2 separate regions of the Mus musculus genome follow, and region 2 is linked to region 1. The links are chromatin contacts, found by Hi-C or POLR2A ChIA-PET in ENCODE. All regions are on one chromosome and are shown on one strand. Each heading gives the region's core, a stretch centred on a gene start or an enhancer-like site at or near the end of the contact. The rest is flanking DNA. Distances are from core to core; before and after follow the strand shown. Region 1 has its middle 30 kb from the start of Gm46787. Region 2 holds the start of Dpm1 (dolichol-phosphate (beta-D) mannosyltransferase 1).

What was found. A loop is a pair of places that touch in the nucleus more often than their neighbours do. ChIA-PET counts read pairs that join two places held with the same protein, here RNA polymerase II (POLR2A).
Region 2: a loop to region 1 is called in a map of T-helper 2 cell, with 2.1 times the contacts of the local background. The contact joins the promoter of Dpm1 here to the enhancer-like site in region 1. A Hi-C loop is called at or near these places in 3 of 37 maps with a recorded cell type or tissue (T-helper 2 cell, gastrocnemius and mouse trophoblast stem cell). POLR2A ChIA-PET finds 5 or more read pairs at or near these places in 4 of 5 experiments (Patski and embryonic stem cell).

What each region holds. Positions count from the first base shown.
Region 1 is chr2:168,113,162-168,116,837 of GRCm38, forward strand. No RefSeq gene overlaps it. Among named protein-coding and RNA genes, the nearest start is that of Gm46787, 30 kb to the right of the region's middle. Within about 2 kb of position 1,895, at least 1 of the 3 ENCODE cell types and tissues checked has a DNase peak (open chromatin) inside an H3K27ac peak, as active enhancers do.
Region 2 is chr2:168,228,675-168,232,350 of GRCm38, forward strand. Dpm1 (dolichol-phosphate (beta-D) mannosyltransferase 1) reads right to left here and starts at 1,705. Exons shown (of 9, transcript NM_010072.4): 1 at 1,519-1,705. The coding sequence starts at 1,679. It overlaps Mocs3 (molybdenum cofactor synthesis 3), which reads left to right and starts at 1,948. Exons shown (of 1, transcript NM_001160330.1): 1 at 1,948-3,629. The coding sequence starts at 1,961. The coding sequence ends at 3,343. Gm20716 (predicted gene 20716) reads right to left here and starts at 1,705. Exons shown (of 12, transcript NR_132310.1): 1 at 1,519-1,705.

The sequences.
Region 1 (3,676 bases), core at 645-3,144:
ATGCCACAGCACTAGCGTAGAGGTCAGAGGTCACCTTGCAGGGACCATTTCTCTTGAACTGTGGGTAAGCAGTTCAAGTCCTCAGAGTACCCTATGAGGTCTCACCAGCCTTGATCTCGGGTCTTCCTGGGGCCTCACTGAGCTCAACACAGGAGAGCTATTCATGTTTTGTTCAGAAAAACTATCCATGTGGTATGGGCACGTGCCGGCTCACCCTGTGACCGGCACCCGGTGAGCATGTGTGATAGCCATCAAGGGCCCGGCTGTGTGAATTTGCCTGGAGAGAAACGAATAAATTCCTGTTCACTCCAGACAGGGCACCACCGTCAGCCAGCCAGAGCCGCCATTCTGCCTATGTCCAGCTTAGGCAATGAGTTTACTAGGGTTTCAAGTAGGCACCTAGGCACCCCCAAACCAGCTGCTGAGTCACTAAACTGCCTCAGCCTGGTATGTGGGATACTTTTCTGTTGCTGTGGTAAAACACCATGACCAAAGCCACTTAAGGAAGAGGGAAGGGTTTGCCTTTCTTCCAGAGGGTGGGTCGCAGTGGCCATAGGAGGCCAGAGCTTAGAGATCGAGTCTCAACTGCACACAGGAAACAGGAAGAGCAAACTGGAAGCGGGGTGAGACTGTACCCCTCAAAATCCACGCCAACTGATAAACTTCCTCCAGCAGGGCTGTGCCTCCTAAAGGTTCCATAGCTCCCACCACAGTGCCACCAACTGGAGAACAAAGTGTTCATGAGCCTGTGGGGGAGGGGACCCTTTGGTGATGTCGTCCCTCCTCCCTGTGGCTGCATGGAGCCCTTGCAGTTAACTGCCCATCCTCTATATGATCTTTTCTTTTCTTGTTTCCTTTTCTTTCCCCAAACAAGGTTTCTCTATATACTCCTGACTATCCTGGACTTGCTTTGTAGACAAGGCTAGCCCCAAACTTACAGAAATCCACCTGCCTCTGCCCCCTGAGTGCTGGGTTTAAATGTGTGTGCCACCATTCCTGGCTTCTACACACTCTCACTGATTAGCTATGAAGATGACCACAATGCTCAATCTCTCCAGGCCTGTTTCCACCTCCATTCAATGGAGACATTGCAGGGCTGATGTTCACGCTGGTGTGATGGGAACCCAGCAATCTGGGAATAGTGCCCGGCACACAGTGACACACACTTGGGCCACCAACGTGATGACACTTGCAGAGCCTAGAAGTGCCACAGCTGAGCAAGCCCAGAACCTGGCACAAGGGACTAACTCCAGTGTCATCCAAAACTCAAAGCTAAGGCCACATCCCACAGCAACTAACTCACAGTGTCAGGATTCCACCTGAACAAGGTCTGTAGCCAACAATTCCTGGGAATTACATGATGGAAGGAGAGAATGGACACCCTCCCCACACAAAAATGTCCTGATTTTCACACGTGTACGTACACACACACACTCCTCCCCTCCCCCAACAATACGTAAATCCAATGAAAGTTTAAATACACACATAAAAAAAGAATTTTCACTGTGTTCACAATTTGTGTGTTTCTCCTCTCTTTGAAATAGGATCATATATGTATCAAGGCCTCAAACTTGATATGTACCCTAGAACGTCCTTGAATCTCCGATTCTCCTGCCTCCACCTAAACCGGGGGCATAACTGTCCTGCACCACCGCAGGCAGGGCTTAGGCCTGGATGCTGAAAGGCAGATCGACCACTGTGTGCCATGAGGTGAAGCCCAAAGATGCGGGAATGGAAGGACGTGACCTGGGGCCCAGCTCAGGGTTCCCGGGAGTCTCCACGCTGGGCAGAGGCTGGGCAGGCACCCCCAACTCCCCCCTACACACACCCCACTTATCACCACCCCACCCCCACTCCCATCTCCAGGCCTTGCTGGGGCCCCGCCCCCACCCACAGAGACCTAGTCTAAAACCGGCTGCAGTTCTAAGACAGCTTGGGCGCCAGAGGGAGCTCCAAGGGACTGGACTGGCTTCTTCCCGCAGCTGGTTCAAACTGGTTTGGGCAGGGTGCGGCCTCTGCAGGCTGCATTCCAGGCCTCTGGCTAGCAGCGCATTCCAGGCCTTTCCAGGACCACTTGGGGTAGAACCTGGGGACCATAGCCTTGAGTCCTCTAAGAGGCTAGACCCTGTGCGAATTCAGCTCTTTGTTTAAAATCTTTCCTGCGGCCTTGGGCAGGGTCCTTGGCTTAGGACCTTCACCAGGTGAAGCCCTGAGTGGGGGTGTGTCAAAACCAATTAGTGACTGACTTGGTAGAAAAAGGGCAGGACAGCTCCCCATTTCTCCTGGGTCCCCAGTTCAAAAAGTGGGTTGGGACACGGGATTCCAGAAACACAGTGATTTCTGGCTTCCCAGATCCTTTAGAGTGTGACAACTTCTCCAGAAATTGACAATTTCCCTAAGCCTAGCCCGGGCTAACTTCAAACATACAGGTACCAGGGAATCACCTCAAACCTTGATCCTCCCGCCTCTCCCTCCCAAAAGTACTCTTAAAGTTTGGTTATAACGAACTTCAAAGAAACTGGCCTTCCAGATATCCAAACCTTTAGTGCACTCTCCCCAACTTCCTCTCTCACCCCCAAATTACCACCTTGCTGAATGAAACTTCAATCCAGTTCCCGCCTTTCCTAGGCCTCATGGCCAGGCTACAGCTGAACCAACGCAGTATAGGCAGCGCCTGGTGACCATGGGACACCCTGCCAAGCCTCAGCCCTCGCTCACCTCCCCTAGCCTTTCTTCTGGTTGTCCACCCAGTGGCTTTTGCCACTCAGTGCTGCTGGCCAACCAAGGCCAGCCTGGGCTCTTCCAGCAGTTCCCAGCCCTGGCAGGCTTGCTAGAGGGGGGTGGGGGTGGGGGTGACTCGTGAAAGAACTCAGAACTAGACATGTCATAGCTATGATGGATGAATGGATGGATGGATGGATGGCCATGTGTGGTCTCAGTGGATTCCCTTTCTAAGTGCCTGGTACCCAAGGCACTGCCAAGAATTTCCCAGAAGATGCTGGGCAGAGAGCTGGAGAGTCTGGATGGATGTGGAAAATCAGTCACACTTCCAGAAGTGGGGAGCCAGCAGCCCCAGGGCACGCAAAAGCCAGATGGAGCCAGTTTAGATTGCTCTGGAGGGTTGTCAGATAGAAGATGAACTCACACACACAGCAGGGAAGGATCAGGGTGGTGGGTATTTATTTCCAACCCTAAGACCAGCCCGTTTAAAAATAAACATAATATTTTAAAAGGCATCAGCTAGAAATTCAAAACTAGACTATGGTCTGGTCCTCTCCCCTTTGAGCTTCCCCGTTTGTATTGGAAGGAGGGCCTCCTCCTTGGCCCAGGCACTGCAGAATTTGGGTGAGCCTCCCAGCCTGGGTGTGTCAAATTTATCACCTATTCATTCATATTCATTCTCTCTCTCTCTCTCTCTCTCTCTCTCTCCCTTTGCCCCCCCCCGCACCCCCTGTCTTTCTTTTTGGGAGCCACTAAGTCTAGCCCACTCACTTCACCAGAGTCCCAGAATCCCATCTTTGCCCCACCCTGCCCGTCCCCACAGCTTTCCCAAATATGTTATATTTTTATGTGTGTCACGTTTACTAATTAGTGTGTGTGTACATGTGTGTAGGCCACATGTGCCAGCACAGGTGTATAGAGCTCAGAGGACAACCTCAAGGAGTCAGTTCTCTGC
Region 2 (3,676 bases), core at 455-2,954, 120 kb after region 1:
ATATAAAACTAGAGCTCATTAAAACATCTGGAAAAATCTGGCAGAGCCAATTTAAAGATAAAACCTGGGCTGGAGAGATGGCTCAGAGCACTAACTGCTCTTCTAGAGGTCCTGCGTTCAATTCCCAGCAACCACATGGTGGCTCACAGCCATTTGTAATGGGATCTGGTGTCCTCTTCTGGTGTGTCTGAAGAGAACTACAGTGTGCTCACACAAAATAAATAAATCTTAAAAAAATAAAAATAAAACATAAAGAAAAAGGATGCTCGCACCACACATCACAGGGCCACCATATAGAAACTGATTTTTATTCAGATGCAACCAAAACAGCAATCCTAAACCGGGTGGTGGTGGTGGTGGTGCACGCCTTTAATCTCAGCACCTGGAAGGCAGAGACCAGCATCTGAATTCCAGGCCAGTCAGGGCTACATAGTTTTGACCTTGCCTCAACCAATCAAACCATGCAGACTAAGGCTTTTACAAATCAGTACGGTAAGGTTGTGCTTTCTAGAAAGAGGAACTATGTACCAAGTATTTTGTTTTTCTGAGACAGAGGCTGCTAATATAGCCCTAGCTGCCCTCGGACTTGGTACAACTCGTTTGCAAACGTATCCCTTGTAGTGCATAGCTTGGGATCAAGTATTTTTTTCTTGCTATTAGAAAATATGGGCACAGCGTCCTCATTGTCGTTTGAGAAGCAAAAGCCAACCAACAAACAAAAAGCTCTGGAAACAATCTGTGTTCTTCTGACGCACTGTCTAAAACAGCGCACTGCTACGCCATCCTACTCCTGCAAAATCCCGTTCTGTAGGTTGACAGTAAAAGATCGCCCATGATCATCACAGCATGACACTCATCTGGCCGTAAAGTACTGACTCCGTCCTGCCACTGCCATCAGGAGGCATTTTATTTACTGTTTAGTTCGGAGACCTTTTTTTTTTTTTCTTAAATGCGTAACACTTTCACTATCAAAATTCTTGTTCCTAAGAGCTAGGGCTCTGCCTAACAAAGCGAAAGGCCCCGTGTTTTTCAAAACAACACACAAATAAGCCCGGGTTCCTAATCAAACTCGGCGAAGATGCTCGCTCCCTGCCAGCTCATCAGCAGTTCTCTGACAGCGCAAACAACAAGCTTACGTAAGCGCTCGGCCCCAAGGCGATGGGGAGAACGCTGGCTCGGGACTCCCGGCTCCGGCGGCGGATCCTGACCGCCCAGAGGTATGAGGTCATACCTCCTCGCCCCGAAGTCAAAAAGAAGTTAAGTTAGCCCTTTAGAGAGAACAGGCCGGGGACGCAGGCCAGCGCGATCTGTCAACAGATAGACACCGGACTCGCTAGAGACCTGAGCAGGAAGGAGAAAGACGCGGGGCTGTGCTCCTCGGTTCTCCCCGCTGGGGAAAGCCGCGAGCAGGCTCGGGAGGGAGCGGAGACCGGGCCTCCGGGGGTCTCCTCGCGCAGCCAACCGCCGACCTGCAGCCCGCGGCCGGCTCCCGGCCCCCGCGCGAGAAGCCCCTTCTACCTCTCGGAGAAGCTCTTCACCAGCAGCCACACGATGAGCGGCAGGTTCTCCCGTTCGTTGTAGGTGGGCAACAGCACCGAGTACTTGTCCTGTCGCGAGGAGCGGCCCTGCGGCGGCCGCGGAGACGCAGCAAGACTGCGACTCGCCCCCGTGGAAGCCATGACGGCTCTGCGAGAGGCGCCGGAAGCGGACTTACGTCATCCGACACGGGCCGTACCAAATCTCGGAGCATGGGGGAGGCTCGGCGCTCCGACGTCCCAGTGTGGTCCCCGGGAAACTTCCAGATATGGTGACCGTTTCAAGCCAATCGTGACGGCTTCCCCGGATAAAAACCCATTCGTTTCACTTTCAAGGGCCAGGAAGCGTCTTCGTTTTCCAGTCGCTAAGAGACAGGCAACCGGAAACGGAAGTCCCTTCCCGGCTCTTTCCGGAAGAGGCTGTCATGGCTGCCCCGGAGGACGTAGCTGCCTTACAGGCTGAAATCACCCGGCGGGAGGAAGAGCTAGCTTCGCTCAAGCGGAGGCTGGCCGCGGCCCTGACAGCCGAGCCGGAGCCCGAGCGTCCGCTCCGGGTCCCGCCGCCGCCGCTGGCGCCCCGGGCCGCGCTGTCGCGGGACGAGATCCTCCGCTACAGCCGCCAGCTACTGCTGCCGGAGCTGGGCGTGCGCGGGCAGCTGCGCCTGGCGGCGGCGGCGGTGCTCGTGGTGGGCTGCGGCGGGCTGGGCTGCCCGCTGGCGCAGTACCTGGCGGCGGCCGGCGTAGGCAGGCTGGGGCTGGTGGACCACGACGTGGTGGAGACGAGCAACCTGGCCCGCCAGGTCCTGCACGGGGAGGCGCAGGCCGGCGAGAGCAAGGCTCGCTCGGCGGCCGCGGCGCTGCGCCGTCTCAACTCGGCGGTGGAGTGCGTGGCGTACCCGCGCGCGCTCGCCGAGGACTGGGCGCTCGACCTGGTCCGCGGCTACGACGTGGTGGCAGACTGCTGCGACAACGTGCCCACGCGCTACCTGGTGAACGACGCGTGCGTGCTGGCCGGCCGGCCGCTAGTGTCGGCCAGCGCGCTGCGCTTCGAGGGCCAGATGACCGTCTACCACCACGACGGCGGGCCGTGCTACCGCTGCGTGTTCCCGCGGCCGCCCCCGCCGGAGACAGTGACCAACTGTGCAGACGGCGGCGTGCTCGGAGCGGTGCCCGGCGTGCTAGGCTGCGCGCAGGCCCTCGAGGTGCTCAAGATCGCCGCCGGCCTCGGCTCCTCCTACAGCGGCAGCATGCTGCTCTTCGACGGCCTCGGGGGCCACTTCCGCCGGATCCGGCTGCGGCGCCGCCGGCCTGACTGCGTCGTGTGCGGGCAGCAGCCCACCGTGACCCGCCTGCAGGACTACGAGGCCTTCTGCGGCTCCTCGGCCACCGACAAGTGCCGCGCCCTGAAGCTGCTGTGCCCCGAGGAGCGGATTTCTGTGACCGACTACAAGCGGCTTCTGGATTCCGGGGCGCCCCATGTGTTGCTGGACGTCCGGCCTCAAGTAGAGGTGGACATCTGTCGCCTGCCGCACTCTCTCCACATCCCTTTGAGTCAGTTGGAACGCAGGGATGCGGACAGCCTGAAACTCTTAGGGGCTGCCCTCCGGAAAGGGAAGCAGGAGTCGCAGGAAGGGGTTGCTCTCCCGGTGTATGTGATTTGCAAACTGGGAAACGACTCCCAGAAAGCTGTGAAGGTCCTGCAGTCCTTAACGGCAGTGCCGGAGTTAGACTCTTTAACTGTTCAGGACATCGTGGGGGGACTCATGGCCTGGGCCGCCAAAATTGATGGGACATTTCCACAGTACTGAGAGGACAGCATGTGATTCGTGTGGATGACGGTTGTGATACCTGAAGAATCTATTCGAGCTTTACAAAATAATGTAGGGAAGAGCCTGGATTCACGGTCTCCGAATAAATAAACGGAGACCTCCCCCCCCCCCCCCCCCAAGGAGCTTTTTGAGAAAAGAGGATAGCATTGCCTCTGAGAGCTACTTTTGGGCACTTGTGCAGCACCTTCAACATGTGACTTGGTACGACAGGATTTTTTGTTTCCCACCCGGTCAGATTAAACTGAGATTAAACAGTTAAGATGCAGCTTTTACAACTGAATTAATCACTTACATTCATCCTATTTTTAAATT